3 separate regions of the Homo sapiens genome follow, and regions 2 and 3 are each linked to region 1. Evidence: chromatin loops called from intact Hi-C (ENCODE). Cell type or tissue: mammary epithelial cell. All regions are shown on one strand. Links, peaks and the distances in the headings refer to the core of each region. The heading gives the core; the rest is flanking DNA. Region 1 holds the start of LINC01204 (long intergenic non-protein coding RNA 1204). Region 2 has its middle 59 kb from the start of LINC01204. Region 3 has its middle 71 kb from the start of LINC01204.

The links. Hi-C counts contacts between places; a loop is a spot of excess contacts. Peaks named below come from ENCODE experiments on the same cell type or tissue, not always from the same donor. Only the 100,000 strongest peaks of a DNase experiment are listed, where the experiment ranks them.
Region 2: it touches region 1 in a loop (3-fold over the local background); 4 of 110 quality-filtered maps call a loop at or near these places.
Region 3: a loop joins it to region 1, with 5 times the contacts of the local background. A loop is called at or near these places in 4 of 110 quality-filtered maps.

The regions. Positions count from the first base shown.
Region 1 is chrX:45,501,637-45,512,203 of GRCh38, forward strand. It overlaps LINC01204 (long intergenic non-protein coding RNA 1204), which reads left to right and starts at 3,752. Exons shown (of 4, transcript NR_104644.1): 1 at 3,752-3,829; 2 at 8,861-8,959. RefSeq lists an enhancer at 4,858-6,057. In mammary epithelial cell, for the core only: no CTCF peak of the experiment used is centred there; DNase peaks (open chromatin) are centred at 3,725 and 5,535; H3K27ac peaks cover 3,063 bases.
Region 2 is chrX:45,440,642-45,451,208 of GRCh38, forward strand. No RefSeq gene overlaps it. Among named protein-coding and RNA genes, the nearest start is that of LINC01204, 59 kb to the right of the region's middle. In mammary epithelial cell, for the core only: no CTCF peak of the experiment used is centred there; a DNase peak (open chromatin) is centred at 5,600; H3K27ac peaks cover 766 bases.
Region 3 is chrX:45,428,757-45,439,323 of GRCh38, forward strand. No RefSeq gene overlaps it. Among named protein-coding and RNA genes, the nearest start is that of LINC01204, 71 kb to the right of the region's middle. In mammary epithelial cell, for the core only: no CTCF peak of the experiment used is centred there; a DNase peak (open chromatin) is centred at 5,645; H3K27ac peaks cover 1,827 bases.

The sequences.
Region 1 (10,567 bases), core at 2,456-7,455:
CAAAATATTGTCATACAGTGAGAGGAATGGTTTGATTGGGTAAGTATCAGATACTCTGGAGGCTCTTAGTAGGTGTCCCCTAACATAATCTATTGGGAGTTAGGGAAGACAAGCACAGTGAAAATACAAGATGAATCCTTATGTATGCCCAGCAAATTTCCCTGGCAGTAGGATGTTAAAAAAAAAACTCAGGGACTCATAGAAGAGAACAGTAATATTCTAGCAGTGTTATACAAACAAGCTTAGATGTGTCTTCAAGATGTTCTGCAAATAGTGGAGTGATTTAAAGGAATTTAAGATAATTATACTTAAATCCCCTTTCTCCAATTGTTCTATTTTTGACTCCTAGAGAGGAATTGCTGGAGTGGTTCTCTTTCACTTTATTAGCTGTAAAATAAACATCTCCAGATGCTCAGAAATGTAAAGGCTACCATGCTTCTTTGGCCAATGGTTGATATGATTAGTAATGAATACAAAATCTTCAGTAAACCATAACTGATCTTTTGCCATTTTGAAAGTTTAACTGTTTGGGGAAAGTTTTGGATTCCTGCGAAAAGCAGATTTGAAATTTAATGGCTTGAATTTGCTTATTGAGCACTCCCTCATCCTCACCACTTATATACACACGCTGAAGAGTTTCACTAAGTATTATCATGGATTTAAAAATCTACGTAAAGTCCATAAAAATCTACAGTTTCTAAACAACAACAATTACTTCAGCTATCCTTGCTTATTCTTCCTACTCTTTCTGCATCATTTATTTTCATCTCTCCCTTCCTATTTTTTTCCTTTTTCCCCCACTAACAATGTTAGGAGCAAAGACTGATATTTATTTATTTATGTTTCATTTTATGATTGGAAGAAAGCCGCAGGCATCTGGTCCACACCCCACATTGTTAGAGACAGAACTTGGGTCCAGAAGGTTAACCAACCTGTTTACAGTCTCACTGCCTGTGTTTATTCTCAGTGGTGGTGGGGAGGTGACGGGGAGAATCAGGATAAATAGCAAAGAACAGTTCTAGATAAGGTAACAAGTGTTAGGAAAACTACTAGCACAGAAAATTAAAAGCAACAACAAAGAGCACATAGATGGCAGTGTTCCATCAACCCTCTATATTGTCTTGCTTATCTTTGAGGACTGCCATAGAATAAATAGTTCTTGAGCCCTACTACACTCAGGACACTGTTGTGGGCATGGCTAAGTGCTGATGTCTTCCCTGGTCTGAGGGTTATTCTCTGTTACCACTCCTCCGTTCCTGTCCCATACCATTCTTTGCCCTTCTCTGTCCTGCTCTGTGATCTTGGAGGAGGATCCCCATGGACTGCATCACCAGACTTCCTTACCACCACACCTTTAGTTGAGCTCAATCAACAGAGGCACAGGCATGAGATAGGACAAAAGGAAAACAGGTAGAAGTATTTCTTTCCACCCCTTCCTTCTCAGACAGCAGCTGAGATCTTCTATGACTATAGCACCATTGTGCACCCCCTTCCCTCCTCTATGTGACAGCTTACAAGGGGCTCTGTTTTTTCCTGTGTTCTCCTCAGGCTTTCAGATGGTAAAGGCTTCCTGCTGTGCTAGTCTCTGTGTGCCTCAACCCTCTTATTTGTTCTTTTTTTTTTTTAATTTTTTTAGTATTTATTGATCATTCTTGGGTGTTTCTCGGAGAGGGGGATTTGGCAGGGACATAGGACAATAGTGGAGAGAAGGTCAGTAGATAAACATGTGAACAAAGGTCTCTGGTTTTCCTAGGCAGAGGACCCTGCGGCCTTCCGCAGTGTTTGTGACCCTGGGTACTTGAGATTAGGGAGTGGTGATGACTCTTAAGGAGCATGCTGCCTTCAAGCATCTGTTTAACAAAGCACATCTTGCACCGCCCTTAAGCCATTTAACCCTGAGTGGACACAGCACATGTTTCAGAGAGCACGGGGTTGGGGGTAAGGTTATAGATTAACAGCATCCCAAGGCAGAAGAATTTTTCTTAGTACAGAACAAAATGGTGTCTCCTATGTCAACTTCTTTCTACACAGACACAGTAACAATCTGATCTCTCTTTCTTTTCCCCACATTTCCCCCTTTTCTTTTCGACAAAACCGCCATCGTCATCATGGTCCGTTCTCAATGAGCTGTTGGGTACACCTCCCAGATGGGGTGGCGGCCGGGCAGAGGGGCCCCTCACTTCCCAGACGTGGCAGCCTGGCAGAGGGGCCCCCCACCTCCCAGAAGGGGTGGCCGGGGGGGCGCCCCCCACCTCCCAGACCAGGTGGCTGCTGGGCAGGGGCACTCCCCACCTCCCAGACCGGGCGGCCGGGCGGAGACGCTCCTCACTTCCCAGACTGGGCGGCTGCTGGGTGGAGGGGCTCCTCACTTCTCAGACGAGGTGGCTGGGCAGAGGCGCTCCTCACTTCCCAGACTGGGTGGCGGCCGGGCAGAGGTGCTCCTCACCTCCCAGACGGGGTGGCGGCCGGGTAGAGGTGCTCCTCACCTCCCAGAGGGGGCGGCCGGGCAGAGGCTCTCCTCACATCCCAGACGGGGCGGCCGGGCAGAGGCACTCCCCACATCCCAGATGATGGGTGGCCAGGCAGAGACGCTCCTCACTTCCTAGACAGGATGACGGCCGGGAAGATGCGCTCCTCACTTCCCAGACTGGGCCGCCGGGCAGAGGGGCTCCTCACATCCCAGATGGGCGGCCAGGCAGAGACGCTCCTCACTTCCTAGATGGGGTGGCGGCTGGGAAGAGGCGCTCCTCACTTCCCAGACTGGGTGGCCAGGCAGAGGGGCACCTCACATCCCAGACGATGGGCCGCCAGGCAGAGACACTCCTCACTTCCTAGACGGGGTGGCGGCCGGTCAGAGGCTTCAATCTCAGCACTTTGGGAGGCCAAGGCAGGCGGCTGGGAGGTGGAGGTTGTAGCAGCCGAGATCACGCCACTGCACTCCAGCCTGGGCAACATTGAGCACTGAGTGAGCGAGACTCCGTCTGCAATCCCGGCACCTGGGGAGGCCGAGGGGGGCAGATCACTCGAGGTCAGGAGCTGGAGACCAGCCCGGCCAACACGGGGAAACCCCGTCTCCACCAAAAAATACAAAAACCAGTCAGGCGTGGTGGCGCGTGCCTGCAATCCCAGGCACTCGGCAGGCTGAGGCAGGAGAATCAGGCAGGGAGGTTGCAGTGAGCCGAGATCGCGGCAGCACAGTCTAGCCTCGGGAACAGAGGGAGACCGTGGAAAGCGGGAGATGGAGAGGAGGGAGAGGGGAAGACCGTGGAAAGCGGGAGATGGAGACAAGGGAGAGGGAGAGGGAGAGGGAGCCTCTTATTTGTTCTTATAACCCAGTTGTGGTCTCTTTAAGTTTCTTCATTTGAACTTTCTGAGTTGAATTCTGTTTTCTATTGGGATCCAAACTGATAGGATGATTCCTCTATCTTACAGTACTTTCATTGATAGTACTAGATGTAGAACAGTACTATAGAAATTTAGAGAATGAAGAACAAAAATCTTGATCTTACAACCTCATTGCAGAAATGGGAAAGACATAAATACACACACAGGGATGTTAAGTCCCCAAACCCAATAAACAAGAGAAGAATCAACCCCATATGTACAGAGACAGGTGCAAGATGCACACAAGTAGGAAAGTGGGGAAGATAAACATGTTTCTCTGAGCCTCTGTTCCGACCACAGTGTGATTCACAAGTGCCTGCTTGTGCTGTGAGCTCTCCCATAGGGCAAGATCATCATAACACAATGTCACCCCAGGGAGTGCCCACATTTTAGCTTGCTTGTTGCTGGGGAAAAGACTTGCTGCTTTGTGTTTCATTTGATGAAGGTAATGCTTCCTTATCAGAAATTCATTCCATTCTAAGGTACTTTATGTTTTCCTGTTTCTCCAAAGTCTGTCATTTCCTACATGGTGTATATCTGTTTCCCTTTGTCATGGTTTAGAGGAAATACCACATTTCATGAAGATTTCATTTATGAGAAGGAAAAATAGCAGTTTTAATACTGTAAGTATTTTGTTGTTGTTGTTTTCTGAAGCAACGTAGTGAATCTCATGCATGATGGGCCAATGCTCCTCTCTCTGTGACTTCCTGGGGCATGTGCCCATGAACTGGGTGATGAGCCTCTTTGCAGACAGATATTGTTCTTTCATTTTGTTTTTATACAGTGGGGTGTATATCTTCAGCCACTCGTAGCTTAGTGCATTTTCAGTCTTGTTTTAGCCACTGGGCTAAACTGAAGCACAAAGGGCTCTTCATAATATCTTCCCATTATGGATTTGGGGCAGGGGGGCCTTACAAACACTTTTCTGTGGCTGTGTTTTGGATGGGCCCAGAAAAGCTCATTTCAGTGGTGTCCAGGGATACGTTGTTAGCAATCACTCAAGAAAGCCCACAGGGCAAAAGCTCTTGTAAAGCATTAGGATTTTACTTCTCTTAAATTCTTCAGGTAATATAAATGAGGAGAAAACTCTGGGAAGCCCCAAAGGAGGGCCTCTTGTGTTACTGTAATATACACAAATTTAATTTAACTGCACTTCAGAATTCATTTATTCATTCACTTAACAAAAATATATTAGGCACTTACTATGTGCCTGACACTAAGCAGGGTATGAACAACATTTAAAGTCAAAAAGGAATGGCCTTGGCCTTGGTCCTCAAGAAGTTTATAGCCCTGTGTCTTATCTGTTCACTACCATTTAAAGGCAACCCCAGAAGACAAATAACCTTCTTGGACTTATTTCTTAAGTTGTTCCACTTGTTTTATCACAGGCTATAAAAAGTGGTATTGTACATTGCAATTTTATCTTCTTTATTTTATTTAAACATTACAACTACTCTGTGAAGTCAATCCAGTTAGTATAACATCCTCCATTTTAAAAGTTAGGACTGAGATACTATGTAAGCCCAAAGATTTACCCTGCAGTCACAGTTGAGAGAAGTCAGGCCCTGAACCTCACTTGAGAAAAGCCTTTGCTTTCTCCACTTTACCACTGTCTTGTACCTGGCCTCTGTTACTATTTTCTCGATGTGTTAATCTTGTTCGTCACCTAGAAGACCTTAAGCTGCTAAAGGCTCAGTGTCATATATTCTTTGAACTACTCAAAACATTTAACACAATGTTGAGCATATTGTTAATCCATATGGATTGGGTGTATTGATTTAGCAAAATTTAAGTTAAACTTTGAGATATGATTGAGAGAACTGACAAGGTAGTTCAAGCTCACCTCTCCAGGACCTACATATTTGAAACAGCATTGGCATTGACTTCTTCCTTTCCAAATGACATTCTTCTGGATGGGTTTAATTTACTGTGGGTTAGGATAATTGGGAGAGGATGAGACCACTACCTGGGAGAGTTAATGGCTGAAGATATTACTCATATTCTTCATTGGAAGTTAATGCATGAGTAATTCTCGAGTGGCTTAACCAGGCCCTAGATTTCACTGGGGAGATTATGATTTTAATTTAACATATCCTGCCATACAGTGTGTGAAATATGCAGCCAGCAGCGATCGCTATGAGATGAAAGCCCAGTTGTGTTTATTTTAAGAGACTTGTGGTTCTTTGCCAAAGCCAACATTCCTGGGCAGTGAATAGACTGAGTGAATCATTCAAAGTAGGTGAGAGGTCACAAGCCTGAAAAAAAAAGAAGAAGAAAGCTGAAAGCTTTTCCTGTCAAATAGCAACCTTTGAAAAGGCATTTATAAAGCAAAATCTATTATGGAAATAGGTCTTTTCAAGATGAATCTTCTGCCTGTAAATCCTAAAGAATTCTTCTTTAGCTCCAGATAATTAGCCCTGTTGTTGTTCACCTTTCCTGGAAATCAGGGCAGAGAAATACTCTAGTTCCTATCTCTGGCTCTGGACAATATGCCCTCATTAGAGAATAGAACAGTATCCATGTTCTTTTTTTTTTTTTTTTTTTTTTGAGATGGAGTCTCGCTCTGTCGCCCAGGCTGGAGTGCAGTGGCACGATCTCGGCTCACTGCAAGCTCCGCCTCCCAGGTTCACGCCATTCTCCTGCCTCAGCCTCCCGAGTAGCTGGGACTACAGGAGCCCGCCACCACGCCCGGCTAATTTTTTTTTTTTTTTGTATTTTTAGTAGAGACGGGGTTTCACTGTGTTAGCCAGGATGGTCTTGATCTCCTGACCTCATGATCCGCCTGCCTCGGCCTCCCAAAGTGCTGAGATTACAGGCGTGAGCCACTGTGCCCGGCCAGTATTCATGTTCTTGAGGGCAGTATAGACACTTTATTTGTGAGAAGCAGGCTGGCATACTGCCCATGACTTTAATGAGTGTCAGACAAATCTTCATCACCAACACTGGATTCCTTATGTATCAAGCATTATGGAATATCAACAAGGGCCAGGCATGACATTAAAGGCTCAGGATATGACAACTATTTATTAAGCACCTACTGTGTAGCAGGCATCTATTTAATCCTCTCCCATCGAATAAGATGGGTATTCTAAATTTCCACTTAGCAGATGAGGAAACTGAAGTTTGTGGAAGTGAAGTCACGTAGTTGGTTAGTGATCAAGATAAGATTCAATACTGAGAAGGAAGAAAAGAACCCTTTCTACTACCACCAACAAAAATAGTGGAATAAAAAAGAGTATGCAGTTCATTCTCTGACTATATGAAATGCAACTTCTATCTTTATATGAACGACAAACAACGAACAAAGCAAATCCTGCCATTCACTATACCGTAGAACATCAGGATGGAAGATGCCTTCTGTGAGCCCAGCCTTAAGAGAAATCAAAAGGAAACAAATCACAAAAGATACACAAAGTTGGGCCTGTGAGTGAACAGGGCCGGAAACTTGAACTCCAGTGACATGACATGCATAGCAGAAATCCATCCCAGTTATCCCTTGAGATATTCCTTGAGATGAAATGCTGGAGCTTCCAGAGGCTCCATTGAAAATACAGGGCCTCTGGAAGGGGAACTCAATAGGCTGTATCAGATTTTCCCTAAATTGTTTCATTTGGTAATTAGTCATCATCTTATGGAGCAGGAAGAACCTGGCTGAGGGCCCAGTGGGATGAATCCCAGTGGGATAGACTGGCGCACCTCACTGAAACTGGGTATGATGGAAAGTTCTGGGGCAGGAACAATTTAGGGAAAGCAGTTCCAGGTGGAGGGCAGTCCTTGGGAAGCAGGAAGGCTCCTTCTCAGTGGTGGGGTACAAAGCTCTAGAAGGGAGTCTCAAGTAGAAAGATGGAAGTTAAATTCACCAGAGCTCATCTGTGGGGGCAACAGTGAGGGTGAGCAGTTGGGGAGCATCTTTTAAAGGTTCACATCTGGGCTGTCAATTGAGTTTTGGTGGTGATAGGGTGTGGATTGTGTGTTCACGCACATGCAGGTAAAATTTTCTTTTAATGAATATTTTGTCAGAGCCTTCACTTTCCCTTTTATTACCCTTCAGTGGATACGTTGGGGAACATATACTGGAAGAGGCTTTTGAGAGCTGTGCTTTGTGGGAATATTCTTGGCAAGCCCTGAGTGTAGACACGGCCTCAGCTGATGATTCTCCAGGGAAACCTGGGTGTTCCCTTCATTTTCAGGTGGGGGATTTGGAGACAACACAGACCTCTACATGAAGGACTGATGCATGTGTATGTTCAGGAGGGGGTTGGGGAAACATTTGGGGGTGATTTTCCTCTGGTCCCTTATGGCTTTGGTGGTACCTCCTGTCTTCCTTTGTTTCTCCCCATCTCCCTGACCACTGTCTCCCTAGCCCCCATGCCAGATTGATGGAGGTAGCATCTTTTGTGATTTATTTTCTTTTACCCTTTCCTAAAACCTAGCTGATTGAAGACACTGCCCCAGTCATTTCCAACATACTCTGCTGCCTCTTCAGCCTGTCATGGGCTCTCCTGATTCAGAGCAGAGGTGGATACTGGCAAGGGACAGGCAGCCCCTAGATGAAGGTTGAGCTGATGGTGGCTGCTTTTACATAGTTTGGAGAACAGGTGAGAGAGAGGAGGGCAGCAGTCTCTGGTACAGAGCCCTGGAGGGGACAAAGGAGCAGCAGCCACAGCACAGCCTGTGGGGAGGGAAAAGGAGAGGGGATTGTGAAGCTGAGCATCTAGCTTCTAGCCAACCTATGAACTACAGAGCTGGCTGTAATCAGCTCCATACACACTGCTTCTTCTTAGAGAACATACAAAGCAAAGCATGAATGTAAGTTGATCATATATATAATTATCAATTATGTATTTAGCATTTGTTTATGTATTTAATGAACACACATAGGATTGACTGTATCCTAGGCGTTATCCTAAGGGCTTTATAAATAATAACTCACCGAATTCATCACAACTATATGAAGTAGTACTAACATTATCTTCATTTTACAGATTAGTAAGTGGCAGAGCCAGATACAAACCCCCAAGAATAATGTACTTTGCTACATTACGTCTTTTGCTAGCATGTCAATGAGAAAATGAAGGAAGTGCCTAGCACTAAATATACCATGTAAAAATAATAATTGTCATTATTATTATTATTAGCTAGTGCTCCACTCCTATAATACTTGCAGATGGCTTAAGCACCTGTGAAGAAACAGTTTAGCACAGTTCCAGCTCTGGAAGCCTCGGTTCAGATATTGATTCTACTACTCATTAGCTGTGAGATATTAGACAAGTTACTTAATCTCTCTATGCCTCAGTTTCTTAATATGTAACATGGAAATGATAATAGTCTTTGCCTTGTCGGTTTGTTGTGCATATTAAATAAGGTAATGTTTGTACAGCACTTAGAAAAATGCCTGATACACAGTAAGTGCTCAGTAAATACTTGTTCATGTTACTACTGTTTCAACTGAATTAAATTAATTTTCATTTTTCAGAGCTTCTTTTCATTTAGTCAGTCACTTATTTCCAGAGATTTCCTGGTGATGTTGCCTCACATTTATTTGTGGAAATGCCAGTATGTTTTAAGCTTGCAGGTGAGTTACTCCATTTAATTTTGAAGTTGCTGGGGCAGGTATTGTCCCCTTGTAAAGAATGTGGAAACTGAGGCCAGAGAGATGAAATGACTAGATCAAGCCTATATAGCCAGTCATGGTAGGTTTTTGACTAATATTCCAGAGCTCTTTCCAACATATGCACACCCATACCTATCCCCCTACCCACACACAGACACACCCTTGGTCTCCCTAATCTGGTGTCGCCTGACCTAAATTCTTAAATCTCTTGCTGTCCACATTAGTAGAGACCTATTTTCTCCATGTGCTTCTTTGGAAGATGATGAAGAAGTAACCCTCTATAGACTCTGCTCCCTCCTTCTCCCCTTTTCCCTCCATTTCACATTTACAGCTTTAGGGACTCACTAAAGCCTGCTTTCAGGGCTAAGAGCCAGACCATTTCCTATGTGGGATTTTCAGGGAATGATAAAGGTAACAGGACTAGAGACTGCTTTATCATGAATGTTGTTTTTTATGTCAATGCTGAGCCCAAATCATGGACCTCACATTTAATTTTTTAGGCAGTAAGTTTGGACTAAATCCAGAGCTTGGCCTTTTACTTTCAGCACTAAGTAGAAGAGATATGAGGGCTGATGGATTGGAGAGGCCTAGTTGGAGAGTGACTGGAGGGGCTGGACTTGGCCTTGTGCTGCACGGAGATCTGCCTTGAGATCCAACCAAGGACTCTGGGAGGAAAGAGAGGTTTGGGTTTTGGGGATATGCCTGTTGCTTCTAGGAGGGCAACTGGGGTTCCCTTGCATATGGTTCCAGATCAAGTTTCATCTCTTTGGCCACAGGACATTTTCTTAAGCTCCATGGCTGGGTAGTTGCTGCCTGGAGAGGAGGTGTTTGCTATAAGGGCCTCAGCACATGGAAAGTCTGCTGCATTGGTGTCACCCTGTGCTCTCCAACTAGCCCTTGGCCCCTTATGCTGCCCCCATCCCCTGCTTTCTGACCAGAGTCCTCCTCAAAATACAAATCTTCTTATATCCTCACTTGATATAAGAATAACTACTGTTGAATAACTACTGTTATTGAATAACAACAGTATAACTTGAATAACTACTGTTCTCTGGATCTAGCTTTGTGTTTTCTAACCTGGTAAGCAAATTCTCACAGGGCTTTGTGGTCGTCAATGATCATGGATTTTAATGTCACCTTCCTCATGTTAGTCAGAGTTTTCTGGAAGCAAAACCTTACCTGAAAAATTGAAGCTAATGATGGAATTTCAGGCACTGGTATAGACCCCAATGCCTTTCAAATGATTCTACCCAGAATGCTTACTCTTCTGCCCACCCATAGAACCAACTCTGAATTCCTATGTAATCAAAGACATAAGCTTTTTTGATGAAAACCCTAGAAAGGTAGTACAATGTGGTGGTTGGATGTTCTCACTCATAAGTGGGAGTTGAACAATGAGAACACATGGACACAGGGAGGGGAACTTCACACACTGGGGCCTGTCGGAGGGTGGGGGCTAAGGGGAGGGAGAGCATTAGGACAAATACCTAATGCATGCGGGGCTTAAAACCTAGATGACGGGTTGATAGGTGCAGCAAACCACCATGGCACATGTATACCTATGTAACA
Region 2 (10,567 bases), core at 2,955-7,954, 60 kb before region 1:
CAAGCAGAGAAATGATTGCTAGATGATCCATGTTACTCCAAGAGGGGCAGTTATTCTTAACCATATTTACCACCTTAACCAGAAACCTGGCCTCCCCTGCAAGAAGCAGTAGAGATGTTCATTTTTTTTTTTAATTTTTAACTTTGAAAAACTAAATCATTGGAGGCCAGGGTGTATATCAACTTCAATAGCCCTAATTTCTTTCTATCTATCTATCTATCTAGCTAGCTAGCTAGCTAGCTATCATCTAGCTATCCAGATCAGGGTTTCTCAAACTTGGCACTATTGACATTTGGGCTCAGTAATTCTTTTTTTTTTTTTTTTTTTTTTTGACAGAGTCTTGCTCTGTCACCCAGGCTGGAGTGCAGTGGCACCATCTTGGCTCACTGCAACCTCCATCTCCCAGGTTCAAGCAATTCTCCTGCCTCAGCCTCCCAAGTAGCTGGGATTACAGGCATGCGCCACCAAACCCGGCTAATTTTGTATTTTTAGCAGAGATGGGGTTTTGCCATGTTGGTCAGGCTGGTCTTGAACTGCTGACCTCAGGTGATCCAGCTGCCTCAGCCTCCCAAAGTGCTGGGATTACAGGCGTGAGCCACCGCGCCCAGCCCGGGCCCAGTCATTCTTTGTTGCAAGGGACTGTCCTGTGTATTGTAAGATGTTTATGAGCATCATCCTTAGCTTCTACCTACTAGATACCAGTAGCATCACGCCTCTCACCCCTGACCAACAGTTAGGACAACCAAAAATATCCCCAGATATTGTCAAATGTCCCCTTGGAGGAGACCTCTATTTAAAAACCACTCATCTACATCTATCTACATAATAAAATCAGTTATTTATTGCTGCCTAATTAATCACCCCCAAACTTAGTAGCTTAAAATAACAAGCATTGCTCCACATGTTTTCAGTTAGGGTAACTCATGTGATTACATTGCAGTGAGACCTTGGCTGAAGCACCTCTTTTCTCCATATGGCCTCCCTCTCCTTGTGGTGTCTTATCCTCCAGGGCCTCTCCACATGATCTTTTTCTCTTTAGCAAGATAGCCTGGACTTCCTTATAATATGGCACCTTGGTTCCATGAGAAAGGAAGTAAAAGTTTAAGGCTTGAGAGGCCTGACACAGTAATACTGACATGGTATTACTCCTGCCACTTTTCATGTCAAAGCAAGTAACAGGACCAGCCCAGGTTCAAGGGGAGAGGAAATGGACTCCATCTCTTGATGGAAGGAGCAACATGTACATACAGGGAAAGGGACTTGTTGGCAGCCATCAACAGAACTACCTTTCACAATTATACATATATATTCCTGGGCCAGGCGCAGTGGCTCATGCCTGTAATCCCAGCACTTGGGGAGGCTGAGGTGGGCGGATCACGAGGTCAGGAGATCGAGACCATCCTGGCTAACACGGTGAAAGCCCATCTCTACTAAAAAATACAAAAAAATTAGCCGGGTGTGGTGGCGGGCGCCTGTAGTCCCAGCTACTCGGGAGGCTGAGGCAGGAGAATGGCGGGAAGTTGGGAGGCGGAATTTGCAGTGAGCCAAGATCGCGCCACTGCCCTCCAGCCTGGGCGACAGAGCAAGACTCCATCTAAAAAAAAAAAAAAAATTATATATATATTCCTCATATACATATGTATTTTATTTTTTATACTATGATTTCAACATTATTTTTATTTATGATTGGCACATAATAATTGTACATATTTGTGGGATACAATGTGATATTTTGATACATGTATACATTGTTTAATGATCAAATCAGGGTAATTAGCACATCCATCACCTTAAATATTTGTCATTTCTTTGTGATGAGAACATTCAAATACTTCTTTTCTAGCTATCTTGAAATATACAATACATTATTGTTAACTATAGTCAGCCTACTATGCAATAGAACACCAAAACATATTCCACCTATATAATTGTAGCTTTGTACCCATTCACCAAACTCTCCTTATCTACCCCAGGCCCCTACCCTCCCCATCATCCGGTAACCACTACTGTACTTTCTACTTCTATGTGAACAACTTTTTAAATTTCACATATGAGTGATCTTATGTGGTATTTGTCTTTCTATGCCTGGTTTATTTCACTTAATGTCCACCAGGTTTATAAATGTTGCCACAAATGACAAGATTTTATTCCTTATTATGGCTGAATAGTATTCCACTGTGTAAATATACCACATTTTCTTTATCCTTTCATCTGTTGATGGACATTGAGGTTGATTCCATTATCTTGGCTATTGTGAATAAGGCTGCAATTAACATAGGGGTGAAAATATCTCTTCAGTATACTGATGGCATTTCCATTGAATTATGCAGAGTAAAAATATATCCAGCAATGAGATTGCCAGATTATATAATAATTCAGTTTTTGTTAACTTTTATTTTAGGTTCAGGAGTATGTGCAGGCTTGTTATACAGGTAAATTGCACGTTACGGGGGTTAGGTGTATAGATTATTTCATCACTCAGATAATAAGCGTAGTATTCAGTAGGTAGCTTTTCAATCCTCACCCTCCTCCCACCGTCCACTCTCAAGCAGGCCCCAGTATCTATTCTCTTCTTTGTGTCCATATGTACTCAATGTTTAGCTTCCACTTATAAGTGAGAACATGTGGTATTTGGTTTTCTGTTCTTGTGTTAGTTTGCTTAGGAAAATGGCCTCCAGCTCCATTCATGTTGCTGCAAAGGACATGATCTTGTTCTTTTTTGTGCCTGCATGGTCTTCCATGGTGTATATGTATCCAATTTTCATAATCAAGTCTACTATTGGTGGGCATTTAGGTTGATTCCATGTCTTTGCTAGTGTGAATATTGCTTCAATAAACATACAAATGCAGATGTCTTTACAGTAGAATGAATTAAACTGCAAAGCTTCTGCACAGCAAAAGAAACTATCAACAGAGTAGACAACCCACAGGATGGGAAAAAATATTTGCAAACTATGCATATGACAAAGATCTAATATCCAGAATCTATAAGGAACTTAAACAATTAACAAGCAAAAAAACAACCCCATTAAAAAGTGGGCAAAGGACACAAACAGACACTTTTCATAAGAAGACATACATATGGCCAACAAGCATATGAAAAAATGCTCAACATCACTAATCATTTAAGAAATGCAAATGGAAACCACAATGAGATGCCATCTCACACCAGTCCAAATAGTTATTACCAAAAAATCAAACAATAACAGATGCTGGCAATGTTGTGGAGAAAAGGGAACACTTATACACTGCAGGTGGGAATGTAAATTAGTTCAGCCACTGCGGAAAGCAGTTTGGAGATTTCTCAAAGAACTTAAAACAGAACTACCTTCTTGCTCCCTCTTAGGAGAAAATTCTTAAGTTTGTGTGCTTTCTCTTGATCCCACAAAGGTCAGGTGCTGACAGCCTCCTGTTTTTTTTTTTCCTTAGAGTGGTGCCCTGAAATGCTCAAGTTCATGCGCCTTCCTCCAGTCCCACGGAGTCAGGCCAGCTAACCATTCATGCTCTTGAGCTATCCACAGAGGCTGACATTTGCCTTCTGTGGGAGTGTGCATAGGGAGCCAGTCATGGGTTGCAGGAGGTGAGAAATATAGAGCACTGGAGGTGCCTATGGGTCAATTGGTGGGGAGGTCATCAGGCAGGGAGTCTTCAGCACCTCATGGGCAGGCTTCCTGATGAAGTCTGTGAAGTGGTTGGTAGGATCTGTGGCCCTTTGTTGACATCAGGTGACATCAGGCCCTAATTTCTGTGAGTCTCTGCCTCTATTCCCTGTTCTCAGCCTCTCCCAACCACTCAGCTATGCCGATCACGTCAGTATTCTATGTCAGACAAGAAAAAATGTTGCCCTCTTGGGCAGCATCCTGAATGCCTGTGGAAGCTGAGCACTCACTATGTTCTCACAGTCCAAAGGAATTGTGGACCTGGGGGATCTGTCTGGGCACTGAGGTATGCTGCCTTGAGGGAGAGGTGATGGAAGTAAAGTGAAACTCTTCTTTTTAACCATCTTCAATGCATGTACTTTCAAATTTTTTGCTCCAATGTTGTGCCGGAACTTCTCCAGTATACAACTGGACTCTCATAAAGGTGCTGTCATCCATGAGTGGTTATCAACCCTTGTCTATGCTTCTGTGGAAAGATAATAATAAAAACGTCTAGTCTGCCATCTTGCTAATGTGATTCCTATCTAATACATCTATAGTGCTAAATATAAAGAAACATATTGACCCATGTAATAGCACCACACAAAAACTCTGTGGGGTGGGCAGTATTATTATCCCCTTTTTATAGATGAGGAAACTGAGGCTCAGAGAAGCCCAAGGTCTCATAGCAAGTGAGCCAGCTGGGGTTCAGATTTGAATCCAGGCACTCTGGCTCCCGATGCTGGGTGTGTTTTTAACCATTTTGTTATACTGTTACAGAATAAATGTGCACACAGTTTGTGATCCATAGTTACTGTTATAGGTAGGAAGAGAAATTGAAAAATATGAATAATTAAATAAATGTTAGACAAGTGAAGTAAAAAGTAGCTATAGAAGTTACAAAATGTTTTTCTGTCCTTGTGGTTGTGCACCTCTGGGTCAAGTGAAGCAAATATAATACCTCTTCTTTCTCCAGAAGAGTCACATGATCATGGCTTACTTTCCATTATAAACTATGTGTACTTTAGAACAAACACATTGCCACTGAGTAAAAATTACAGTGTTACTTTAAAAAAGTGAATTATTTCAGAAGTTATACCCACCAAACAAGCTATTTTTAAACAATTAATTTCACAAGAGTACCAGAAGCCTAAATATACTTTCAAAACAGCCTTCAGACACCAAGCAAATTTATACAAGGCACAGTTTGACAAATCTAACTCTAGCTTTCCATTGTTAGCCTCAAAGCCAAGTCAATATGAATGCTGGGTGGTAGAAAGCTCAGAGGGCCGCTGCATGTTTGAGCTCTTGCTGGGGCTCTGGATTCTGACCTCTGAACACTGTGACAAAGTGGAGCCCCACTCTGAAGGGAATGGGCAGCAAAGACATCTGAATTTCCTTCCCTCCACGTGCTGTGCTATCGCCTAATTTTTATCTATCTCTTAGGAGCCAACGACAAATGATTCAGGTGAATCCCAAGTTGTCTCTTTAGGGTTCTTAGAAAATGAGAGGTTTTTATGTCTGAGTACACAGTGAGAGAAAATGTAACTGATGTTCATTTTATTTATTTTTATATTTTAAGGGCTTCTAAGCCTAAAGACTTTAAGCATGCTGACCTGCCTGGAGAGCCCTGACCTATGCACAGCCTTACTTGCAAAATCCTGTGCTGATGATCCAAAGGCATTTCAGATCATAATTCTGGGGTCACCACCACTTGCGGTTATCATAAATACTTTTGAAGCAAGTGAAGAATAGGAAAGATTAAAAAATCTTTAAGGTATAAATTCTACTGAAGCAAGAAGAGATTGCATCTCATCTGAAGAAAGTCCTATAAACTTCAACCACTTAAAACTATATGACAGATACAAAAACAATCTCAAAAAAGGAAGTAGTTCTGTGTGTGACTCAGAGAATAAAAGATTACAGCATTTAGTCATAAGATACTTTGACAGGCGGTTGTTTCAGTGAAAGCACACTGAGTCTTACAGCTTGGACCAGTCATCCATTTAATTAGTGTCACTGTTTCCTACTCTTGCCAATACTCTGTCAAGCACTGAAGATATAGTGAACAAGACACCAGCTCTTCCTTCTTGGAGTTTATAGCTATTGTGGGGACAGGCAGGTAAACAGGCAACTTTAATTCCCACACTTGGGTTGAATGCATTATGGTACAGTACCACACAGGATGCCAGATGCATCTAGAGTATTCACCTGAAAGATAGAGTAGGAGAAAAAGTAGGGGAAGGTGGAGGTGCAGGTGGTGGTAGTGAAAGCGAAAAGCATTCCAGGCAGAAGCAGAAGCAACAGGCAGTTGAGAAAGAGCTTTGTGGATTAAAGCAACTGCTAGTAAGTTCAGTTTGGCTAAAATCTATAGTTGCAGAGGGGGTACTAGGTAAAGATGAGATTGAAGAAATGATCAGGGGTTAGATTCTGAAGGTTTTTTTAAAACTAGTTGAGGAGATCCACTCTATTCCTAAGGCAGTGTGGAGTCTGGATAGGTATGCCATTGATCTGGTCAGGTTTTATCCTACCCATTTCAGGAGTAGCTGGCAGGACTGGCTTCATGGGCATGTGAGCAGTATAGTTACACAGGACCCTATGCTTAGAAGAGCCCTGATCTGGGAGCTTAATGCTACCTGGTCACCATCTTCAAATTCTTAATAATTGTATTTTGGAATTTGTGTTTTGTAAATGATGTCTGAATGGACAACGGGGAATATGCAAGAAGCTTGGAGCCTCAACTCAAGGAAGGTCTTGCCTCCTGCCCCCAACCTGAGACAGCTTCTCAGCCATATGCTCCCCTGCCCCTGATACCCCATGTCGCACCTTACCTGAGCCCCAACAGCTGATACTCTTTGTCCCTGTCAAGGGCATGGGTATGAGTGTGGGGAAAGCAGGGTTGTGTGCTTTCACTCTGTGGAATCCCTGGATGGGCATGGCAGTGGCTGTCCCTGCCCTCAGCCCCAACAGCTGATACTCTTTGTCCCTGACAAGGGCATGGGTATGAGTGTGGGGAAGGCAGGGTTGTGTGCTTTCACTCTGTGGAATCCCTGGATGGGCATGGCAATGGCTGTCCCTGCCCTTAGACTGGTAGTACCATGTCATATCTGGTAGGCAATTGTGTGTCTTAGTGAGGGCAATCCCCTTGCCCACCCCTGATCTATGTACTGACTGTGTCCTGGCATGGAGGTTTAAAGATCTGTAGAGGTCATCCATCTGTTGTGGATTGGGGCAGCAGACCATGGGAAGAATACTTGCTGGAATTCCCCAGGCTCCACTTCTCTGTTGGAGTGTTGGTTAAGCAGCTTGGGGGAGGAGGAACCTGTTGACTATCAGGCCCAAGTGAGTATACCCCATGTAGCAGGCAGAGGCCCCAGGTGTCTGGGAGAGTCTGCACTTTTCCTATGAGTGTCCCATGTTGAGACTGCTGTCAACTTGCTCTGTCTTGAGGGATCCTCTTTTTCTCCTTGCAACTTCCTGAACCTGGTTTGTGTCTGTCTCTTCGGGCCAACTCAAAGCACCTTCCACAAAATACAAACTGTGAAGTTTTGTGATTCTGCATATGGGTTAAATACTCTAATATTTGCAATTCAAACTGATATTACACAATATAAAGAGGAATGGTAAAATTTATGCTAGTAACTTAAAACCTTTCATTTTTCTTTAATCAGAATGATAGTAAATTACAAATAAAAAAACACTGTGACAAGTCAAGAGAGATGGGTAAGAAAGGAAAAGGCCTCTGTATACTTTTACTGACACTATTTTCCTTCTTTTAAAACAAGAGGCCCCACATTTTCATTTTGCACTGAGCTAGCAAATTATGCAGGCAGTACTGGTAGCTGGAAAACACAAATAGACCTATAATAAGTCAGATGGGGAGATGCTAAAATCTGATATCATCTATAGTTCAGGATGACTAATGATTCTAAAGCAGTGATTCTCAAACTTCATCCTCCACTAAAATCACCTAAAAGGCTTAATAGAATACAAATGACAAGGTCCCCAACCTTAGAGTTTCTGATTTGGTAGTTCTGAATGTGACTTCACAGATTTAACTAGTTCCCAGGTGATGCTGATGCTTCTGGTCTTATGAACACTTATCTAATACTATGCGTGATGGTTTGCACCTGCATAGGAAGAGCCAGTGCAGGCTTAGATGTAGAGAGATGGTAGTGAAGAATCAAGGAGAGCTCCTTCCTTGAGTGAAGATTGACAGAGATAGAGGGGGACATAGAGGGGAGAAAGGCACAGAAGATGAACACTATCCACTTTACAATTTTGGCCAGGCTCAGGACCAACCTACTGCTTAACTCTAGGGCCATTTCAACCACCCCTCCCCCAATGGAGCAAAGAGAGAAGCCACTGGGGGTGTATAGTTCTATGCTTTACCTGTCCAGATGTAACAGATGTCTAAGATCATGGTTGGGAAGGTAGGTGTGAATGTATACAGTTTTAGAAGAGAGGAAGTCCAGATATCTCTGTTTGCAGAATACAAGATTCTGTATTTAGAAAACCCCATCGTCTCAGCCCAAAAACTTCTGGAACTGATAAGTAACTTCAGCAAATTCTCAGGATACAAAATCAATGTGCAAAAATCACAAACATTTCTTCACACCACCAATAGGCAAGCAGTGAGCTAAATCATGAATGAACTCCCATTCACAATTGCTACAAAGAGAATAAAATACCTAGGAATACAGCTAACAAGGGATGTGAAGGATCTCTTCAAGGAGAACTACAGGCTGTAGCTCATGCCTGTAAATCCCAGCGCTTTGGGAGGCCGAGGCGGGGGGATCACTTGAGGTCAGGAGTTTGAAACCAGCTAGGCCAACATGGTGAAACCCCGTCTCTACTAAAAATACAAAAATTAGTCAGGCGTGGTGGTGCATGTCTGTAATCCCAGCTACTCAGGAAGCTGAGGCAGGAGAATTGCTTGAACCCAGGGGACGCAGGTTGCAGTGAGCCGAGATCACGCCACTGCACTCCAGCCTGGGAGACAGAGTGAGACACCATCTCAAAAAAAAAAAAAAAAGTTTGTAATTTCTAAGATAACCACTAAAATATTGATACTAATTGGTATAAGCACAAAACCAATAGAGGCGATAATGTGAAATAATGCAATATTTAAATAATAATAAAATAGTGTGGTAATTGCACAGGGCTAAACCAATGAATTTGTAGACAGCCTAAAGAATACAGAAAGAGATCTCAACATACACTCAAATGTCTTTTCAAAATCAATCTTCTGAAATGGTATCATAGGGAGATTAAATACATTATATATGTACATACTTTTCTTAGTTGAAGATAATTAATGGCCTATCCTCTTTACCTTGATTTCTCTGGTCTTCAATTTTTTATCTTGTGATGTGGTTTCTCAAATCTCTTATCATCCCATTTCTTCTTCTGGGCATACTCCATTTCGTCCACATCTTTAAGGGACGCTTTCCAGAAGGGAGCACAACACTTCAGGGATGGTCTGATTGTCCTGAAATGGGATGGAATTGTGATAACTTAGGGTTTGTCAGCTAATTTTAGAAGATTCTCCCTATCTGTGTACACTGAGCTTAGAGATCATGGAAACCTATGTCATTCCACACTTGATCCTATTCATCCTCTATCCTCATTCTAGAAGTTAGTCTTATGAACCCAAATTCAAGAACTCTACACAGTTTTTATTACCTTTTCTCCCACTGGATCTGTGCCATAATTTTAGCCTGAATTACTCTTGTGCCCAGAATCTGTCATTCCATACATTTGCTAAACCCAACCTACCACATTCTTTGAATTTAATAAGCATGCCTTTCAAGAGTTCATTCCAGAAACATGGGACAGGATAGGCTCAAAAGTTCAGAGCATGTAGATTCTCTGACAATGAGAATCGTATATTGCAAAGAGTCAGCTAAAGAGAGTCCTTGAAGTCCAGTATAGGTAAAACAAGTCCTCATCTGCCAAGGTTGCTTGGGTTTCATCCAGCTGGTGATTCATTGAAATAGAGTGGTAAACAAAACAAAGACACCTAGGAGGGAAGAGGCAGCTAAGGTTTTTCTTTGTGGAAATGCCATTGAGTCCATTCTTGACCTCATCAAGTAATCCACCTCCTCAGTTCTCCTACTCCCTGAATACAAGAAGCCATCTTAAAGGCAGTTTTACAAGCCTTTAAAAAAGGAAACATTTTCCCTCTCACTCTTTTTTACCTCTGGAAAATTCCTGCTCACTTTTCAAGTACCAATTCAAATATCACTTTCTCTCTGTTGTGTCCTTGACTCTCTACCCTCATCCTCTATTTCCACTACAAGGATAAATAATAGTTTGCTCATAGTTGCACACAAACAATAGTTTGTTCCTCTAACATTATATTCATTCTGATATATTGCAGTCAATGATTTATGCGTATGATTCACTAGTTTGAGTACTTCTCAAGAGCAGAATTTGGGTCTAACTTGTCTTTGTTTCCTCAGTAGCTTGCATAGGGCTTGGCCCATAAGAGGTGCTCAGTAAATGTTTATTAAATGAAAAAAATACCTTTTGTGCACCTTTCAAATGAAAGTCTAGTCTAAAGTGGTTTAGACATCTATTACTATACAAATAAGGTAATGTGTCTCCAATACACACAGTTGGCTGCTATTTATGCAGGATTAGCTGCTATAGAAGTTTTATCCATGACACCATTGGGCACAGAACTAGAAAAATTGAGTTGATTATTTCCTTCAGAAAGAATTGCTGTTAAGGAAATGCTCAGAGTTTGAACATTACATCCACAAAGTTGCTCTGCCATCCTGATTTTATTGGATCAATCGATCAATTTGTCAGAAAGTAGCTCTGGTGTATCCAGGTGCTCTGTGAAGTAAACATGAAATATCCCTGAAAGTATGCTACTCCATACCCTTCTGTACGAAGTCATAACATTCTGAAAATTTTTTTAC
Region 3 (10,567 bases), core at 2,871-7,870, 72 kb before region 1:
TTTTCTTGCCCAAGCCAAATTTCTCATTGCCAAAAACCTTTCTTTTTCACCCAGCAAAATGTTCGTATATTTTTCCTTTTTCATTGATGTCTAGGATAACTATCCCACAGAGTTGGAGAACACTCACCAGTGGTTTGGGAGAAAAAGTAGCTGTGTCAGGAAATCTTGGTTCTATATCAGTAACCCTACATCATCAGAGGCCTGGATTGAGCCCAAACCCATGTTCCAACTATGGTTTCTCATTCTGGAAAGCTCTCTTGTCATTTGGGGCTTTTTTTTTTTCCCAGGAAGGCTCTCACTTTCTCTCTCTACAGCCAACTGACTCTCTTGAGTGCTAACTAAAGTTGGAGAATTTGAGGATTGTAAAGATTGTCATTTTGTGGTTGGCTTAGAAGAAAACCTCGTAGGGAATCATGTCTCTAAATCTATGAAGCAGAGAAACTGTTCTTAAGTGGGCAAGGACCCGGAAGACTGTTCCTATGGATAATTGTGTATTAGTCCAAAGTGAATAAACCATGTAGGTTTGTATTTGAAGTCCCCAGAAACATTTCCACCAAACAGGAGTGTGAGGTGGTCCTTCTAACCTTTAATTTAATCACCTCTTCTCTACCTGCTAGAATATATTCTCTCAGGCAGCTTTTCCCCAGATTTCATCAATGTGGAAAACTATTAAGGTTGGTAACCTTATTGTTAGTGGGCTCCGCAGAAATGTATGGGGATCTTAGCATCCAGAGTTCACACTCACATCACTGCCCACCAGTTCCTTTGACGTAATGCAGACTGGAACAAGTCCTTGCTATATGATTCCCTCAGGTAGGTCTCCAAGATTCAAAACTGAACCCTGGCTTTTTTCCTAACTACCATCAAACTACCCCATACTCACAGTGATGTAGATAACTCCAAGTGGGCAAACATTCCTATATTTCATCAATCATTTCTTCCTCTTTTTAGCTTACTGTTGACTGCACAAGCAAGGCACTTTTCACAGTATGTAACAAGATTCACTCTTTGGCTTGGAGAAATGTTCTTGCAATTCATTCCATTTGCATGTGCGATGGTCACTGTCTTACATCTTTTTAAATTTTAACTTTTTATTTTGAGATACTTGTAGATGTACATGCAGTTATAAGAAATAATACAGAGAGATCCCATGTATTCTTTACCCAGTTTCCTCTAATGCTAACATTTTGCAAAACCATAATGAAATATTACAAGCAAGATATTGATATTGATACAGTCCAGATACAGAACAGTTCCATCAGCACACAGCTCTATCCTGTTGCCATTATATAGACACATCTACCACCTTATGTCCCATCACCAATTCCTGAACCCTGGCGACAACTAATTTGTTCTCTTTTTCTAAAAGTTTGTCTTTTCAAAATGTTATATAACTAGAATCATACAGTATGTAACCACTTAGGATTTGCTTTTTTCCAAGTTAGTATTAATTCTCTAGAGATTAATCAAAGTCGCTACATGTATAGTCCATTTTTTTGAGCATTTTCTTTTTTTATTATTATACTTTAAGTTCTAGGGCACACGTGCACAATGTACAGGTTTGTTACATGGGTATACATGTGCCATGTTGGTTTGCTGTACCCATCAACTCATCATTTACATTAGGTATTTCTCCTAATGCTATCCCTCCCCCAGCCCCCCAGCCCCCAACAGGCCCCAGTGTGTGATGTTCCCCGCCCTGTGTCCAAGTATTCTCATTGTTCCATTACCACCTAACAGTGAGAACATGTGGTGTTTGGTTTTCTGTCCTTGTGATAGTTTGCTGAGAAAGATGGTTTCCAGCTTCATCCATTTCCCTGCAAAGGACATGAACTCATCCTTTTTTATGGTTGCATAGTATTCCATGGTGTATATGTGCCAAATTTTCTTAATCTTAGTCTATCATTGATGGACATTTGAGCTGGTTCCAAGTCTTCACTATTGTAAATTGTGCCTCAATAAACATATGTGTGCATGTCCTTACAGTAGCATTTATAATCTGTTGGGTATATACCCAGTAATGGGATCACTGGGTCAAATGGTATTTCTAGTTCTAGATCCTTGAGGAATCGCCACACTGTCTTCTACAATGGTTGAACTAATTTACACTCTCACCAACAGTGTAAAAGCGTTCCTATTTCTCCACATCCTCTCCAACATCTGTTGTTTCCTGACTTTTTAATGATCACCATTCTAACTTGCATGAGATGGTATCTCATTGTGGTTTTGATTTGCATTTCTCTGATGACCAGTGATGATGAGCATTTTTTCATGTGTCTGTTGGCTGCATGCATGTCTTCTTTTGAGAAGTGTCTGTTCATATCCTTTGCCCATTTTTTGATGGGGTTGTTGTTTTCTTGTAAATTTGTATAAGTTCTTTGTAGATTCTGGATATTACCCCTTTGTCAGGTGGCTAGATTGCAAAAATTGTCTCCCATTCTGTAGGTTGCTTGTTCACTCTGATGGTAGTTTCTTTTGCTGTGCAGAAGCTCTTTAGTTTAATTAGATCCCATTTGTCTATTTTGGCTTTTGTTGCCGTTGCTTTTGGTGTTTTAGTCATGAAGTCCTTGCCCATGCCTAGGTACTGAATGGTATTGCCTAGGTTTTTCTCTAGAGTTTTTATGGTTTTAGGTCTAACATTTAGGTCTTTAATCCTTCTTGAATTAATTTTTGTATAAGGTGTAAGGAAGGGATCCAGTTTCAGCTTTCTACATATGGCTAGCCAGTTTTCCCAGCACCATTTATTAAATAGGGAATCCTTTCCCCATTTCTTGTTTTTTTCAGGTTTGTCAAAGATCAGATGGTTGTAAATGTGTGGTGTTATTTCTTTTTTTTTTCTGAGACGGAGTCCTGCTCTGTCACCCAGGTTGGAGTGCAGTGGTGAGATCTCGGCTCACTGCAACCTCCGCCTCCCGGGTTCAAGCAATTGTCTGCCTCAGCCTCCTGAGTAGCTGGGATTACAGGCGCCTGCCACCACGCCTGGCTAATTTTTGTATTTTTAGTAAAGACGGGGTTTCACCATGTTGGCCAGGCTGGTCTTGAACTCCTGACCTCATGATCCACCCACCTCAGCCTCCCAAAGTGCTGGGATTACAGGTGTGAGCCTTCAGATGATTTCTTATTGCACATTAATGTCCTCTTCTTTTAGATTGAATAGCTCCCTCGAGCATTTCTTGTAGGACAAGTCTGGTATTGATGAAATCCCCTATCTTTCATTTGTCTGAGAAAGTCTTTATTTCTCCTTCATGTTTGAAGGATATTTTCCCAGATATACTTTTCTAGAATAAAAGTTTTTTCCTCCAGCACTTTAAGTATGTCATGCCACTCTCTTTTGGCCTGTAAGGTTTCCACTGAGAAATCTGCTGCCAGATGTATTGAAGCTCCATTATATGTTATTTGTTTCTTTTCTCTTGATCCTTTTAAAATCGATTCTTTATCCTGACCTTTCAGTCAATGTCTTAAGGTAGTCTTTTTTGAGTTAAATCTGCTCTACAACCTTCTTCTACTTGGATATTGATATTATTCTCTAGGTTTGGGAAGTTCTCCATTATTATCTTTTTGAATAAACTTTCTGCCCCATCTCTCTCTCTCTACCTCCTCTTTAAGGCCAATAACTCTTAGATTTGCCCTTTTGAGACTATTTTCTAGATCTCATAGGCATGCTGCATTCTTTTTTATTCCTTTTTCTTTTGTCTCCTCTGACTGTATTTTCAAATAGCCTGTCTTCAGGTTCGCTAATTCTTTCTTCTGCTCGATGAATTCTGCTGTTGAGAGACTCTGATGCATTCTTCAGGATGTCAATTGCCAATTTCAGCTCCAGAATTTCTACTTCAGTCTTTTTAATAATTTCAATCTCTTTGTTAAATTTATCTCACAAGATTCTGAATACCTTCTCTGTGTTATCTTTGATTTCATTTAGCTTCTTCAAAGCAGCTATTTTAAATTCTCTCTCTGAAAGGTCACATATCTTTGTTTCTCCATGATTGGTGACTAGTGCCTTATTTAGATGAGCTGATGAAGCCATGTTTTCCTGGAGGGTCTTCATGCTTTTGGGTGTCCATCAGTGACTGGGTATTGAAGAGTTGGGTATTTATTCCTGTCTTTGCAGTCTGGGCTTGTTTTTACCCATCCCTCTTGGGAAGGCTTTCCAGGTATTTGAAGGGACTTGGGTGTTGGAGATCTAAGTCTTTGGTCACTGCAGCCACATCTGCATTAGGGGGCACCTCAAGTTCAGTAATGCTGTGGCTGTCACAGACTCATAGAGGTATAACCTTGGTGGTCTTGGGTAAGATCTGGGAGTAGTGCCTGTATTACCAGGCAGAGACTCTTGTTCTCTTCCCTTACTTTCCTTCAAACAAATGGAGCCTCTCTGTACTGAGCTGCCTGGAGCTGGGGGAGGTGTGACACAAGCACTCTTGTGGATACGATAGCAGGGACTGGGCTGGGTTAGACCCAAAGGCAGCACAGCACTGGGTTTCACCCAAGTCCCAGAGTGACCATTGTTTGGCTACTTCCTATTTTACGCAAGGCTCAAGGGCTTTACAATCAGCAGGTGGCAAATCCAGCCAGGCTTGTGTCCTTCCCTTCAGGGCTGCCAGTTCTCTCCAGCTCTGGGTGGGTCCAGAGACACCATCTGTGAACCAGGGCCTAGAGTCAGGAACCTTAGGAATCTACCTGGAGCTCTATTCTACTGTGGTTGAGCTGGCACCCAACCTGCAAGACAAAGTTTGTCCCACTCTCTCCTCCCTTTTCCTCAAGCAGAGGGGTCTCTCCCCATGGCCACCACCACCCCAGACCCATGGTTAAGTATTGCCTGATTAGCACCAATGTTCACTCAAGGCCCAAGGCTTCTTCAGTCAGCTTGTGGTGAGTGCTGCCAAGCCTGGGTCTCTCCCTTCAGAGCAGTTGTCTCCCCTATGGCCCAGGACAGGTGAAGAAATGCTGTCCAGGGCCAAGACCTGGAACTAGGGACTCCACGAACCCACTTGGTGCTCTACCCCACTGCAGCTGAGCTGTTACCCAACCTGCAAGACAAAGTTTACTTTACTCTTCGCTCTCCTTTCCTCAAGCAGGAGGGGTCTCCCCTCATAGCCACCACAGCTGTGAATGTGCTTGATCACACCTGATGCCAGCGTGGCTCTGAGTCTCACCCAAGGCCCACAGCAAGTAGTGCCTGGCTAACACTGCTGATTATTCACAGCCTTCCCTTCAAGTCAATAGACTCCTTTCTGGCCCAAGGTGTGTCTAGAGACCTAGGGCCTGGAATGGGGTCCTCACAACTCTGACTGATGCCCTATACTACTGTGCTGAGCTGGTGTCCCAGACGCAAGGCAAAGTCCTCTTTACTCTCCCCTCTCCTCAAATGGCAGGAAGGAGTCTCTCCTGGAGCTGTGAGCCATACTGCCTGGGGCTAGGGAAGGGGTGGCACAAGCACTCCCTTGGCCACCCTAGCTGGTGTCTCACTAGGTCACATGCACCCCAAGTCCACTGGCTCTCAGCACAGGACAGAATCAAAACTTGCCTAAGAATTGCAGTCCTTGTGGCCTAACCTGCCTTTCAAGTGTATTTGGGATTATAGACCACTTTAGCCTGTGGTGGTGAGGCTTGCTAGAACTTGTGCTCCAACCACTGGAATGGGCAATTTGCCTCTGGCCAGGACTGGTCTATATGCTCTCTTTGTGTGTGCAAGTTGAGTTCTGCCCCTTCTTGCTTTCTGCTGTTACAGGGCAGCATTGAATTGCAATGCAAATTCTCACAATCACTGTGCTCTCCCTCCCCCAAGTACACAGATTCTTTCTCTGTGCTACAGAGCTCCTGCTAGGGGATCGGGAAGGAGTGGCATTGGCAATTCAAGATTGTCTTTCCTACCCTTTTTAGTGCCTCTCTCCTTAATATAATGGTAAAACCAGGTACTGTGATCATTCACCTGATTTTTGGTTCTTATGAAGGTGCTTTTTATTGTGTAGATAGTTGTTTCATTTGGCATTCTTGTTGGGGGGATTATGGCTGGCGGCTTCTATTTGGCCACCTTGCCCCACCTCCCCCTCTTTACCTTTTTTTTAACGGTAAGTCTGCTAGTGACAGATCCCTTTAATCTTCCTTTGTCTGAGAATATCTTTTTTAACGGTAAGTCTGCTAGTGACAGATCCCTTTAATCTTCCTTTGTCTGAGAATATCTTTTTTCCCCTTCATTCCTGAAGGATAGTTTTGCCAGACATAGATTTTGTGATTGACAATTTCTTTTTCAGTACTTGAAAAAGGTGTCATTTCATTTTTCCCTCCATGTTGTCAGAAATCTGCTGTCATTTGAATTGGTGTTTCTCTATAGGAAATGTATTGCTTCTTTCTGATTGATTTCCAGAGTTTTTCTTTGTTTTTAATTCATAAGTTTAATTCTGATATTTCTTAGCTTTGATTGTTGTTGTTTGTTGTGCTTGGGATTTACTCAGTTTCTTGAATTTGTGCGTTTATCTTTTGCTTAATTTGGTTAATTTTCAATCATTATTTCTTCAAATACTCTTTTGGCTCCACTCTTTTATCTTCTCCTTTTGGAGCTCTGATGACATGAAAACTGGATATATTGTTATTGTCCCACAGGTCCTTGAAGGTTTGTTAAATTTTTTCAGTTAATTTCCCTCTTGTTAAGATTGGGCAAATTCTATTAATATGCCCTCAATCTCATTGATGTTATCTTTTGTCATTTCCACTGTACTATTGAGCCCATTCAGTGAATTATTTCTCTTATTATAATAATTTTCAGCTCTTAATTTCCATTTAGTTATTTTTATAACTTGTTTCTTTGCTGAGACTTTATTTTTCATTTGTTTCAAATAACTTGTAATTGCTTGTTTAATCATTTGTATGATTATTGCTTTAAGACTCTTGTCACATATTTTGAACATATGATTCATCTCACTGTTGACATCATTTAAATGTCTTTTTTTTTTCATTCATTCAAGTTGTGATTTTCCTGCTTCCTAATGTAGAATGACTTTCAATTGTGTCTCAGACATTTTGGCTATTACATTAGAAGACTTTGGGTTCCACCTAACTTTTTAATTTTAGCAGGCACTCACCCTGTTTAGATTTAACATGCAAGTCCTGGCCTACTTTTTGGGCTGTGATTCCAATGACAATATCATTTCAGAGCCTTTATGGCACTATTTTTGTCCGTTTGGTTCATCTCTTCCCACTGGGGTCCCACTGATCCCTGCTTATGTTGTTTGAGAGTGCTGAAGAAGCTTGCTCAGGCCAAGCTGCCTGGAGCTTGAAGGTAAAGAAAGGGAGCCTCTTTGCTTCAGAGATGAATGGCATTTCCTGATGCTTGTTATAGAAGCCTCCTCCTGTCTGTGGAGGATGAAGAGTGCCTCTGTAGTTGGGTGCTTATTGTGGTAGGGCTCCTCTGAGTGTCTCTGAGTGGGAGCAATGAGTCTTAAGCCAGCAAGAACAAATAGGCTTCCCAGACTGGGTGCATCTCGTGGCAGTCTTCCTCACTGTCTGTGGGAAATGGAGAGCGCCTCCCAGGCCACACACTTATTGTGGCATAATCTCACTTGTCAATCCCTCCACTTCCCCACACAACCCTCAACATACGTGGTATCTCTAAGGGGCAGAGAGGAGCCTCAAGGCCAGTGGGAAACGAGAATGCTTTCCCAGCTAGCACTTGCTATGTCATAATCCCCTTTGCCAATGCCAGTAGTGGTGTGGTGTCACTGGGTGAGTGAGGTTGTAGAGTGCTTATGGTCACTTCTGGTCAGGATGGTCGCTTATTTTCAGTGTGGCTTCTGATTGATTCCCCTTGCTGGTCCTGCTAGGTATGCATAATGTTGTTGTTGGGACTCCTCTTCCATCTGGGGGACAAATGAGCTTACATTAGCTGCCCTTTCTCTTAATAGGTTAGAGATTGGGGAAGTGCCACCTCTGTGTGTCCTTCTTGGCTTTCTTCTGTTGGGTGATAGTTCATAAGATGCCCTGCCACGATGATGTTCCTCCAGTCCTGTAGTCCCTCTTCCACCTTTCAGAGCATTTCTCTGGTTGTCTCTTGAGTTAGTTTCAGGATTTATAGTTATACTTAGCAGGGAGAAAGGAATAGAGGTAGGTCTCTACCATCTTGTTCAGACCATAAATCTCATCTTTCTTTTTAATCTCTGTTTTAGTGATCTTTAGTAATCTTACAATTCTCTTTACTATCACTTTTAACTTTTTCAGCTTTTGTACTCAACAGATATTAAAGAGTTAATAATATTTGTAAAACACCTTAGAATCCAGTACAAAATCAACAAATATGCATCCATATAACAAATACTGTGAGAACAGATACTAAAATGTTGGTATGTAAACACTTAAAACACAGTACTTTTGTTGGAATAAGTCTTTATTCCCGTATAAGCTTGTAAGTAAGGAAGATTTACATATTTGCAATTATAGTGATCTTTTATTTAGTTCTTAGTGTACTCAGATAATGCTAAGGTCTTTAATATATTACATCACGGACTCTTGACAATAACCATATATGGTAGTGTAGTGAGTTGAATAGTGTCCCTCCAAAATGATAGTCCAATTCCTAACCCCCAGTACCAGTGAACATGACTTTATTTGGAAAAAGGGTCTTTGCAGATGTAATTAAGTAAAGGATTTCAAGATGAGATCATCCTGGACTATGGTGGGCTCTAAATCCAATGACTGGTGTCTTAATAAGAGGAAGGAGAGAGATTTGAGACACAGAGAAATAAGGTCATGTGAAGATGGAAGCAGAGATTGAAAGTATGTTGTTGCAAGCCAAGAAAAGTCAAGGGTTGCCATTAACCACCAGAAGCCAGGAGTGAAGCGTGGAATGGATTTTCCCTCAGAGCTTTCAGAAGAAACCAATCCTGCCAACTTCTTGATTTTGGACTTCTGTCCTTCAAAAATGTGAGAGAATAAATTTCTACAGTTTTAAGCCAGTAAGTTTGTAATAATTTGTTATGGCAGAGCTAGGTCACGAGTACAGGTAGTATTATAAATCTCCATTTTACAAATGAGGAAACAGGATCAGGAATGTTAAGTGACTGGCATAAGTTACACAGCTAGTAAGAAGTGGAGCTGGGAATTAAGCTGGAGACTATCTACTGCAAAGCTTTTATTTTTCAACCTTAACCTTTTAAAATTTCATTGATAACAAGTTAAAAACAGCATCATAACCTCCACACTTCTCACTCCTCTAACCCTTCCTCCAGGGACCTCTCCCTATCTCAAGACATCCATTCCTCTTACAGACTCTGAGTTCTTCTATCTCACGGCAAATTAAACTGGTTCTAGGGGAGAGGGCAGTGTTTAACACAAAGGCAAAACCTCTGATAAGGAGTCTTCAGATCACGAGCAACAGATCAGAGGTAGAGATGGTTTTAGGCAGAACAGGGCCTGTCAGTTCACATCATCCATGGTGATGCCTTGTTTCAACCACACTTAAAGCTAGCACATCCATCGTTTTGAGGATTAGGCTGCAGAAAAAGACATTTGCCTCATGGAACTCAGTCTGTGGACATTGAAAGTAAGTAAGGGCTGTCATCCAATTCACCCCCTGCCAAGAAACCTTGTATCAGGTGCTGGGGAGGAAAGCAGCAGTTGTTACTTCCCTGTGGATCATCTAAAAGTGTTTCTTTGTTAATAGGATGTCATTAAACATTATGCACACTTGGCTGGATATTAAAATTATAGATGAAAACATTTTTTTAAAAATGTGTGCATGTAAAAATAAGCTCATGTGTGAGAACAGAGTGGCTAAGCAGCAGACGGCACACTCTGGGGCTGGGGGCCCTGATGCCATGTGTGTCACCAAATTTGGTTTCACTAAGTCATTTCAATATCAAATAGTGAGAGCACCTACTGTGTGGCAGGCCTTGTTCTGAGTGATTCTCTGCTTGGTGTCAGCTACACTGGATACATTCTTAACTCACCATTCTCTGAATATAACTAAGATAAACAGAATGTCACTTTTTTCTTGCTTCTTTTGGCAGGAATTAGGAAAAAATAGGAACAGATAATTATACACTAGAGCCAAATAGACCTGAGACTGAATTCTGTTTTAACCTTGACCTTTCCAAATGGAATATTTCACATTCATTCAGCTAACAACCTTGAACAAATGGCTCAGTGGTTAAAAGTCAGAGAAAGAATTAACAACAGTCAGTTATTTTCTGAAAGACTAGCCAAAGAATAGTTTCCAAAATACTAATTACTTAAATCTTGCTGGAAAAAAATATTCAAACACATTTTTAAGTTTTATTGTTTGGATCAACACGGACATAAGAAAATTATCAGTGTACTTATATCTTATGATTATATGAGTCTTTGCCTCAGAATAATTCTCTCTGAGAACTTTAAGGAACAAAATATTTCCTTAGTAGCAAAACATTTCATGTGGCAAGAGCCTCACTGAGTAAAGTTCAGTGTGAGAGTAGAACCCGGTGCCATGATTGTACAACTTCTACAGCTTGTCTTGTGGTCTAGTCAGTCATGGAGAAGGTCCCCCATTCTAGAACAGACCCAATGTAAAGCCATTCTTTGGATTCCAATCTGCCATAGGCTG